Linked DNA regions of Homo sapiens: region 2 is linked to region 1. Evidence: chromatin contacts called from ENCODE Hi-C data. All regions are on one chromosome and are shown on one strand. Each heading gives the region's core, a stretch centred on a gene start or an enhancer-like site at or near the end of the contact. The rest is flanking DNA. Distances are from core to core; before and after follow the strand shown. Region 1 holds the start of ODAD4 (outer dynein arm docking complex subunit 4). Region 2 holds the start of PLEKHH3 (pleckstrin homology, MyTH4 and FERM domain containing H3).

What was found. Hi-C counts contacts between places; a loop is a spot of excess contacts on that map. Pooled maps may share reads with other maps.
Region 2: a map of CD8-positive, alpha-beta T cell shows a loop between it and region 1 (12-fold over the local background). The contact joins the promoter of PLEKHH3 here to the promoter of ODAD4 in region 1. A Hi-C loop is called at or near these places in 2 of 168 maps with a recorded cell type or tissue (CD8-positive, alpha-beta T cell and naive thymus-derived CD4-positive, alpha-beta T cell) and 6 of 50 pooled maps.

The regions. Positions count from the first base shown.
Region 1 is chr17:41,928,610-41,933,528 of GRCh38, reverse strand. ODAD4 (outer dynein arm docking complex subunit 4) reads right to left here and starts at 2,912. Exons shown (of 12, transcript NM_031421.5): 1 at 2,692-2,912. The coding sequence starts at 2,805. It also overlaps a transcript of ACLY not described here. RefSeq lists enhancers at 2,804-2,903, 3,084-3,173, 2,886-3,789.
Region 2 is chr17:42,674,854-42,679,669 of GRCh38, reverse strand. It overlaps PLEKHH3 (pleckstrin homology, MyTH4 and FERM domain containing H3), which reads left to right and starts at 2,676. Exons shown (of 13, transcript NM_024927.5): 1 at 2,676-3,268. The coding sequence starts at 3,107. It overlaps CCR10 (C-C motif chemokine receptor 10), which reads left to right. Exons shown (of 2, transcript NM_016602.3): 2 at 1-781. The coding sequence ends at 117. RefSeq lists enhancers at 1,024-1,523, 1,524-2,025, 2,006-2,085, 2,216-2,265, 2,286-2,385 and 1 more and silencers at 1,116-1,205, 1,556-1,635, 2,496-2,745, 2,836-2,895, 4,016-4,175.

The DNA.
Region 1 (4,919 bases), core at 1,663-4,162:
AGGCACTCGCCACCACGTCCGGTTGATTTTTTGTATTTTTAGTAGAAACAGGGTTTCACCATGTTAGCCAGGCTGGTCTCAAACACCTGACCTCAGGTGATCCACCTGCCTTGGCCTCCCAAAGTGCTGGGATTACAGGCATGAGCCACCTGACCTGGTCTTTTTTTTTTTTTTTTTTGAGACAGAGTTTCACTCTTGTTGCCCAGGCTAGAGTGCAATGGCATGATCTTGGCTCACTGCAACCCTCTGTCTCCTGGTACCCACCCCTTTCTAAGACCTTCCTACTTTTCTAAGAAGAGGAAGTAGCTACTGTCTTTCTGGAAAGTGACTGCTTCTCATCCAAGGCTACCCTTCCCTCAGGGTGTTCTTTTTTCTCTGCTGGTGGGTACTTCAGGATGGGACATGATCCAGCAGGAGGAGAATAAGTGGGGACAGGGCTACCGAACTCAATTGTTCACTTATCTGGTCATCATTTCTGGTTTTAGGGTGTGGTTGGTGACTGAAAGGGACAAACGACTCTGGGGAGCTGTTGAGAAGCTTGATCTTACAGGAAGTCTCAAAACTACAGGGTTATCCTATCACTCCATCTAGAAGAAGAAGTGGGCAATTTGGAGCAGAAGAAGTGGGCAATTTGGAGCAAAAGAAATGGTCATAAAAACATGTTTTTAGGGCACTGTATCTCATACCTGTAATCCTAGCACTTTGTGAGGCCAAAGCGGGAGTATTACTTGAGCTCAAGTGTTCAATACCAGCCAGGGCAACATAGCAAAACACCTATCTCTACAAAAAAAAAAAAAAAAAAGAAGAAAAGAAAAAATTAGCCAGGCGTGGTGGCATAAGCCTGTAGCTCCAGCTACTTGGAACACTAAGGTGGGAGGATCACTTGAGCTCAGGAGTTTGAAGCTGTATTGAGCTGTGATTGTGCCACCACATTCCAGCTTGGGAGACAGAACGAGATCCTGTCTCTGAAAAAACAAACAAACAAAAAAAAAACAACAGTTTCCTTATGCAGATGTCAGATGTGTAGTTTTGTGGTTAGCACCTCAGCATTGGAGTCTGAGCCCGGCTTTGAATCCTTCCTCTGCCACTTGCTAGTTTAGCGACCTTGGGCATGTTGCTCAACTTCTGTATATTTCCTAATCTATAAAATTGAGTATGCACTGGGTGGGGTGGTTCACGCCTGTAATCCCAGCACTTTGGGAGGCTGAGGTGGGGGGGGATCACCTGAGGTGGGGAGTTCGAGATCAACCTGACCAACATGGAGAAACCCCGTCTCTACTAAAAATACAAAATTAGCCGAGCATGGTGGTGCATGCCTGGGATCCCAGCTACTCGGGAGGCTGAGGCAGGAGAATCGCTTGAACCTGGGAGGTGGAGGTTGGGGTGAGCCGAGATTGCGCCACTGCACTCCAGCCTGGGCAAGAAGAGCAAAACTCCATCTTAACAACAACAAAAATCCAGTCTGCTTAGCAGTGTGCCTGAGGCTGAGGCAGGAGAATCACTTGAATCCAGGAGGTGGAGGTTGCAGTGAGCCAAGATCGCACCATTGCACTCCAGCCTGGAGACAGAGCAAGACTACGTCTCCAAAACAACAACAACAACAACAACAACAACAACAAAAACCATCACCCAATCCCCTTAGGGTGGGATGATGCAATTTATACTAGGGTTACTATAATAATGTTGCTGGTTGGTGCAGCAGCTCACCTCAGTAATCCCAGCACTTTGGGGGGCCGAGGCAGGTGTATCACTTGAGGTCAGGAGTTCGACACCAGCCTGGCCAACATGGTGAAACCCTGTCTCTACTAAGAATACAAAAATTAGCCAGGCGTGGTGGGACATGCCTGTAATCCCAACTACTCCCTAGGCTGAGGCAGGAAAATCGCTTGAACCTGGGGAGGCGGAAGTTGCAGTGAGCTGAGATCTTGCCACTGCACTCCAGCCTGGGCAACATAGCAAAACTTTGTCTCAAAATTGATAATAATAATCATATGTTGCTTACTGGCCACCTTTTATAAGCAACGGTGTGCTGGGGACATTGAGGCTTCTGCATGCAACCTCCCATCCAATCTGCCAGCAAATGATGGGAAGGTAAGGCTGCTCTGTGGAAGGAGGCCGGTTAATCATGAAACATTTAAGTAAAAGTGGAGGAAAAGGTCACTGTTAACGCAGAGAATGGAGATTGCAAGTGGGAACTGGTAGAAAATGGCCAACCACAGGGCTTATCTGTGACAGCAGTGTGTCCATCAAAAATCAGTGAATAATAGAAACAACAGGGTCCTCCAGGCATCATCAAGACCTCAGTGTTATCTGCAATCAAAAGGTGAGGGCAGGGGGCAGGCGCAGTGGCTCACGCCTGTAATCCCAGCACTTTGGGAGGCCGAAGCGGGTGGATCACGAGGTCAGGAGTTCGAGACCAGCCTGGCCAACACAGTGAAACCCCCATCTCTACTAAAAAGACAAAATAATTAGCCGGGCATGGTGGCACGCGCCTGTAGTCCCAGCTACTTGGGAGGTGGAGGCAGGAGAATCACTTGAACCCGGGAGGCGGAGGTTGCGGCGAGCCGAGATCGTGCCATTGCACTCCAGCCTAGGCAACAAGAGCGAAACTCCGTCACAAAAAAAAAAAAAAAAAAAAAAAAAAAAAGTGACGGGTGATGGGGTGATGGATAGGTTGAGAGCTCGACTCACGTTGCTGAAGCTCTGCGCGGCTTTAGAAAATTCCCCGCACAGGTAGAGCCGCTCGCCTTCGGCCATATAAGAGGGAAAGGTGCTTCGCAAGGTCTCGCCTTCGGGGTCCGACATGGTGACCGGATTTAGAGACGCTAAAGCAGAGACAATCAAAGAAAAGCTGGAGAACCTCTATCTGGTTTGTGGAAGCTCCGTTTCTTAGCAACCATGAGATGTACAGCGACTTCCGGTTCCGCCCCCGTCTGGCAAGGGCCCGGATTCTGGGTACAACCTGCCGGCGTGCGCTTGCGCCAGTTCTGCCGCGCACTGGGCCAGGGAGTGATGATTGCGTGGCTGACGGCTGGGCTGGTTAGTGTTTGCTGTTGCACGCTCTGGCGGTTCTCTCTGGAGTTGCTGCCTGAAAAGGCTCCCTTGTAAGACAGCCAAGAAAACAGGAAGAGGGTTGGAGGCAAAGTTCCGAATAGGGATGAGGCATACGTGGTAAGGATATGTGCACGGCGTACCGCCATTAGGGGGAGAGAGCACTGGGCTTGGAGTCAGCAGACTTGGGCTGACTTCGCTCCTGTCACTTCCTAACTGCGTGACCTCTCGCGGGGCATGTAAGGGCTCCCAGCCTCGAATGTTCCACCTGCCAAATAAATATGAAAATAATGGAACACTCAGGGATGCGAGGATTTGCATAAGAAAACATGGAAAATAACGTTGGGTTCAACATAATTTAACGCAGTTATTTGAGCAGCTACTAGTAGCGGGCCTTGACCAAGGCATATTCTGACGTCCTTCCCCATTCCCTCACCATCACCACTCCTCCAAAAGTGGACTAGGTGCTTCTTCTGGGCTCCAACGATACCCTAAGTAGCTTGCTTAACTGCCTTTACTACGTTACTTCCAAAACGTCCTAATGTCATTGTTAAAGTTTAAATAGTAAAAAGATGTCTTTAACTACAAATGCACACACACACACACACACACGGCATACATGTAAAACTGGGGATATTTGAGTAAGATCAGTGGATTGTATCAGTGTCAATTTTCTGGTTGTGTTATTGTACTAAAGTTTTTAAGGATGTTACCATTGGGAGAAACTGGGAAAAGGGTACATGGGATCTCTTTTGTATTTATTTCTTATGAACTGCATATGAATCTATGATTATCTCAAAAGGTTTAATTCAAAATATAAGAAATAATATGGTCCCTGCTTGAAGGAGTTTTATCTAATAGGGGAGAAAGATGTATAAACAAGTAACGGCCACTTAAGTGATATTAACTAGTAATTAAAAGTTCTGTGTGCCTGTGAGGGAGATGAGGACAAAGTGGTGTGAAACCCAGGCAAATGAATGATTCAGCCAGGGTCTGGGATGGGTTAGAGACATGTTCATAGAGGGGTAATATTTGAGCTGAGGGTGAGTATGGTGGAGCCCAGTAGACGTAAGTAGAGAATGAGAGCTAGGTGTGGTGGCTCATGCCTGTAATCCCAGTACTTTGGAGACTGAGGTGGGAGGATCGCTTGAGCTCAGGAGTTCGAGACCAGTCTGGGCAACATGGCGAAGCCCTGTCTCTACCACAAATACAAAAGTGAGCTGGGTGTGGTGGCGTGTGCCTGTAGTCCCAGCTACTCAGGAAGCTGAGGCAGGAGGATCACTTGAGCGTGGGAGGTCGAGGCTGCAGTGAGCCATGTTTGGGCCACTGCATTGTAGCCTGTGTAACAAAGCAAGACCCTGTCTCAAAAAAAAAAAAAAAAAAGGAAATAACATGTGCAAAGGCTGGAGGTGTGTACATTCACAGGGTGTTTAAGGAGCAGCAACAGGTTTAAGGACCTGCAGTGAAACTGGTCCTGTTCTAAGTTAAGGTGGGCTCATTGATGAGTTGAGGACTGTTGCTGGAGCAACCAGGATTAATCAGAAAAAAACCTCCTGCAAGGAAGAGATCTACAGATTCAGTGCAGTTCCAATCAGAACTCCAGCAGCTTTTTTTTTTTTTTTTTTATGGTGGAGTCTCACTCTGTCACTCAGGCTGGAGTGCAGTGATGTGATCTCGGCTCACTGCAATCTCCGCCTCCCGGTTTCAAGCTAGTCTCCTGCCTTAGCCTCCTGAGTAGCTGGGATTACAGGTGCACACCACCATGCCCAGCTAATTTTTTGTATTTTTAGTAGAGATGAGGTTTCACCATGTTGGCCAGGCTGGTCTTGAACTCCTGACCTCAGGTGATCTGCCCGCCTCAGCCTCTC
Region 2 (4,816 bases), core at 1,427-3,926, 750 kb before region 1:
CTACGGGGTGGGAGCTGCCCCTCAGGGCCTCAACCCCGCCGCGGCTGCCCCCGCCGGCCCCGCCTTTCTTCCTGCTCAGCTCCCACGGAGACCCACAGTCTCTCCTGGGACAACTAGGGCTGCGAATCTAGAGGAGGGGGCAGGCTGAGGGTCGTGGGAAAGGGGAGTAGGTGGGGGAACACTGAGAAAGAGGCAGGGACCTAAAGGGACTACCTCTGTGCCTTGCCACATTAAATTGATAACATGGAAATGAGATGCAACCCAACAACTGTTACTATTTTTGAGTCACCGACTTGGAAGTGATTTGTGGCGGGGCAGAACCGGTGGGTTAACACCCCGCCCCCGCCCCACCCCCCGCCCTGCCCCGCGCTTGGCTCTCTGAGTGGAAGACGCTGAGGGCCTGGGTGGGGGTGGGGGGCTGCTGAGTCTGCTAAAGCTCTAGCCACTGACACCCCCTCCACCGTCACCTGGCCTCAGCCAACAGAGGTGAGGTGGGAAAGCTGCCAGGCAAGGAGGGGCGGTGGTTCCTCTTGCAATACTGTAAGGAAGAGCTTTCTAACAACCAGAGCGCTCTCCAGTAATGGCTGCCTTAGCAAATACTGAGTTCCCGCTATTGGAATGTTCAGACTGTCGGGGACGCTGTGGGCCTTTGCGTGGTGTGGGGGGAGGGGGAGGGGCAGGGGATTCCCGTTTTTGGTGGGCGTTTGGATTTCATAACCACTTTACAATCCCTTCCTAGTGTCTGTGATGGAAAGAAAAAATGAAAAAATGAATTGTAAAATTTGAGTTGAAGTTTTTCCACCTTGAAGAAAAACCTAGGAGGGATTGCAATCTGCAAATTTCCAGAGTAGTTATCACGGGTGTGGTGGGGGTGAGGGATATTTGCTGTTCTCCATCTTCTCTGGGGACTGGGTCAGAGGAAATGCACTGAGCTGGCCGGAAAGAGAGAGGTTGGATATGGGAAAAAACTTCTCTGCAGGCAAGGGCCTGGGATCCAGACCTGGAAGATGGTTGTGGTATCTCCATTCCTAGGTAATCTCTCAGTACAGGCCACTCTCATGTGGAGAGAGGCCACGGCCGAGATGGCCTCCTAGACACGCTCGCATTGATTCCTGGTCTTTGTTTTACACAATCACAACGGGCAGGATGGTGTTCACGTGCGACAGTTCTCGCGGTTTAATATCGGTCAGCAAAGCTGTCCCCACCGCTCCAGCCTGGAGTCTAGGGTCGAGAAGGGCGGGGCGTGGCGAGGAGGTCTCAAGGGAGGTGCTGGCCTGACGGCCCCGCCCGTCCCGCCCTTCCCCGCCCCTCCCCGCCCAGCCCAGCCCTGCCCAGGCTAGCAGTCCTCAGAGCCTCCCGCAGCAGCGGCGAAAAGGGGTCCCCCACGGCCTCTAGGGGCCAGGATCCAGGGAAGGCCCGGAGACGGCGCCGATCCTCAAAGGGTCCCACACGCCAGCCACTGGGGACCGACCTGGAACCCTCCATCCAAGATCTCTGGAATCGCCGCTGAGTCAGCAACGCGCGCGCGCGCCCGCGGAGGCCGCGGCCCCGCCCCGGCCGCCTAGCGCCTGAGTTAACCCCTTCCTATACAGAGCCGCAGGATATTAGCCCTAAGAGGCCTCCACTGTATTCGGAGACCACAGAATTCCTTAGAATCCAAGTCAGTCTCCCCAGCTGAGTTCGGTGAGCTGTGAGCTCTATATTCGATTTTATTTCCGGCCTAGGTCTGCACCTTCCCAGAGTGCCTGCCTCAACTCCTTCACCTCGAAAAGGAGGTGAGGCCGAGTGCAGTGGCTCATACCTGTAATCCCAGCACTTTGGGAAGCCAAGCTGGGAGGATCGCTTGAGCCCAGGAGTTAAAGACCAGCCTGGGCAACATAGTGAGACTCCATTTCTACAAAAAATAAATTTAAAAAATTAGCCAGGCATGGTGGTGTACGCCTGTAGTCCCAGCTCCTGGAGAGGCTGAGGTGGGAGGATCCCTTGAGCCGAGGAGTTCGAGGCTGTAGTAAGCTATAATGGCTCCACCGCACCCCAGCCTGGGCAAGACAGCGAGACCCTGTCTGGAAGAAAAAAAAAAAAGGGTGGGGGAGAGCTGAATCAGACCGAGAAACTGGAGAAACTGGACTCCTTCTCCCCAGACGTGGAGGGCCACCTCCAGAGCTGTGTCCTCGCAGGTCTGGACATCCTCTTAGTAGCCAAGGCGTTTCCCTTTCTCAGGGACCCTGAGACGAGACAGGGGTTCAGAGAGCGGCAGTTGGGTTTTCCTCTGTCCTGTGCCAAAACTCCTCAACAGGGTTTTTAATTGGTTGGTGAGCCAAGAGTTAAAACAAGAGCCTGAAGGCGGGCTTCCGTGACGTCACTAGCACCCCGCGTCCGACCTCAGAGACTGGGGCGTGGCTAACATAGCCTCGTCCCCTCCCTCCCTGTTTCCCCGCCCCTCCCCGCTGTCACCAAGCCAGGGGCACATGATGCAACCCAACGCGGTTTCAGCCGTCTGATTGGTAGCCGCGCCCGGCGCCAGGCACAGGGATTGGACAGAGGAGACTGTGACGAAACCTGGACCCTGCCTAGTAAAGAAGGGAGGAGAGAAAGAAGAGAGAGGGGGGGCCCCCCGGGAGGGAGGGGGCCGGGGGGGCGGGGTCCCAGCTCTGTGCTCGCGCCCCCAGCGCGCCAGTCCCGGGGCTGCAGGGAGCGCAGCGCGCGCGGCCCGGGCCCCGGCCACCGGACGCCCTACCGGACACGACCCTCCCTGGAGCTTGGACAACTGCCCACCTCGGACGCTGCACCGGACACTGCCCCCCACAGGGCTGGACACTCCAACGGACACTACTTCCCAGCTCCGGACATTGCTCCCTCCTCTCCCGGGGCCCTGGACGCTTTTCCCCCTCCCCCCTCCGGGGGCCCAGACACTGAGCCCCCCTCAGCGTCTGGCTAGCGTCCCCTTGCACCCCAGCCCAGGACACTGCCTCCTCCCTGTCCTCTTCTCCCTTCTGCTCCTCCCACCTCATCTTTCCCCTGCTCGGGTCGGAGCCCCGCCAGTTCCTCCGACCCCCTACTGCTCGGCCGCGGCTGCCCGCGCCCCCATCCGCAGCTCCTCGCCCGGATGCCTCTCCCCGGGGGACTATGGTGGCTTCTCTGCTGCCGTCGAGGCTTCACTCTTCTGCACCGGGACTACGGGGACGGCGAGCTTAGCGGGGACGGGGACGAGGACGAGGACGAGGAAACCTTTGAGCTGCGGACCCCGAGTCCAGCGGGCGGCGGGAGGGTAAGTCCCGGGGGTTCGGAGCCTCGTCTCAATCACTCTCGCTGTAACCGGCCGTCACGCTGATCCGCTCCAGCCTCCAGCCACACGCTGCGCGCTTGGCGAACTAGGGATGAGGGAGAGTTTTTTGCCTGGGGGCCAAAGCCCCCGGGAGCTCTCGGAGCAGCAGCCCTACTCGGGATGTGCCTGTGGGCCTCCCGCTGCAGGCTGGGCGCTATCCACCTGCTGGGGGCCCTGAGGCAGGGGAGGCGTCACGCGTGGCCCGACCTGGCCCTGCCTCTCCCTTCCCCGCTGGGCCCGCGTCCCATCCCGTCTCCTTCCGCCTCCGCCAGCGCCGAGGAATGTGGCGAGGCCGGCTGGGCGGCTCGAACGCCTGGGTCCCCCTCCGCTCCCAGTTCGCAAGTGCGGAGGCCAGATGCGAGAGCTCCCGCTGCGGAGACCTGGACGAGGGGGAGAAGTCATCCCAGGATTGGGGTCTGTGGCGGGGACCCCAAGGAGAGGGAGGTGGGAGCTCTTTGAGGACCCCTCCTCATTACCCTGCCACTCAGGACAGAACTCTCGGCTTTCCCGGGTGAGGCTCCTGGGAAACCCCTGAGGGGATGGATGGTGAGGGACACTGGGCTGCTGCCTGGTTTTGTCGAATCTCCCCGTGGGGAAACGGAGGCACGATTGGTGTGGGAGACCTCCATCCCTTGACGTCTCCTCCCCCATCCCTCCTGCACACTGGCGGCCAGACTCCCGTGTGCTGTGGCCCGGGTCAGGCTCCCATCCCCCGCGCAGGGGTCCCCAGCAGGCCCAGTGGCTCGGTGCCCGGGTGGGGCGGGCTGCGCCGCCGGGGCCGGCGCCAGCACCTGGCGGAGGCGGAGGGTGGATAAATATAGAGGAGGGGGGAGGGAGGGAAGCAGGGCACTGCGATTAGGGGAGTTAGCCTAAGAGGGTGGTCAGTACCTGCCACATGTGGTGTGGCTGACAGCCCCACTCAGACCTTCCAGAAAATAGGTGGAGGTTCACGTAGGAAGGGTGCAGGACCCAGGCGTCCCCAAGCTTCCAGCTTGGGCAGGGTCGGCTTTACCAGGCCATTGCCTCCCTCATGCTCCACCTCAACTCCCCCCTTCCCTGAGCCTGGGGACAGGTGTCCCTGGCCCCCTCCCCCACCTCCCCCTCTTGGCTCTAGCAGTCTGGGAGCAATATGAGGATGGCACGGTTCCCGCCTGACTGGCCTCCGGGTTGGGTTTGTGGCCTCTCTCAGACCCCAGTCTACAGTTGAAGTTCCAGGACAGGGGGAAGGGAGGAGGAGGGGGAGGGGGAGGGCAAAACCCTGAACTACACCTGCCTCCAGAGGGTGTGCCATTCCTCAGTCTGGCCCGCCCTTCCTAAGCCCCAGCAAAGGGGCAGGGTCTCTGCTCACCATTGAGTCTCAGGAGTGTCTATGGGAGAATGTAAGACGCTTTTGGAGAAAGCCCTATACTGAAAGGGTCCCTCTGCCCTTCATTCACCTCTGTGCCTACCACCTGTCCTGCCTTGGCCAGGGAGGCAGTGTGGAAGAAGGGA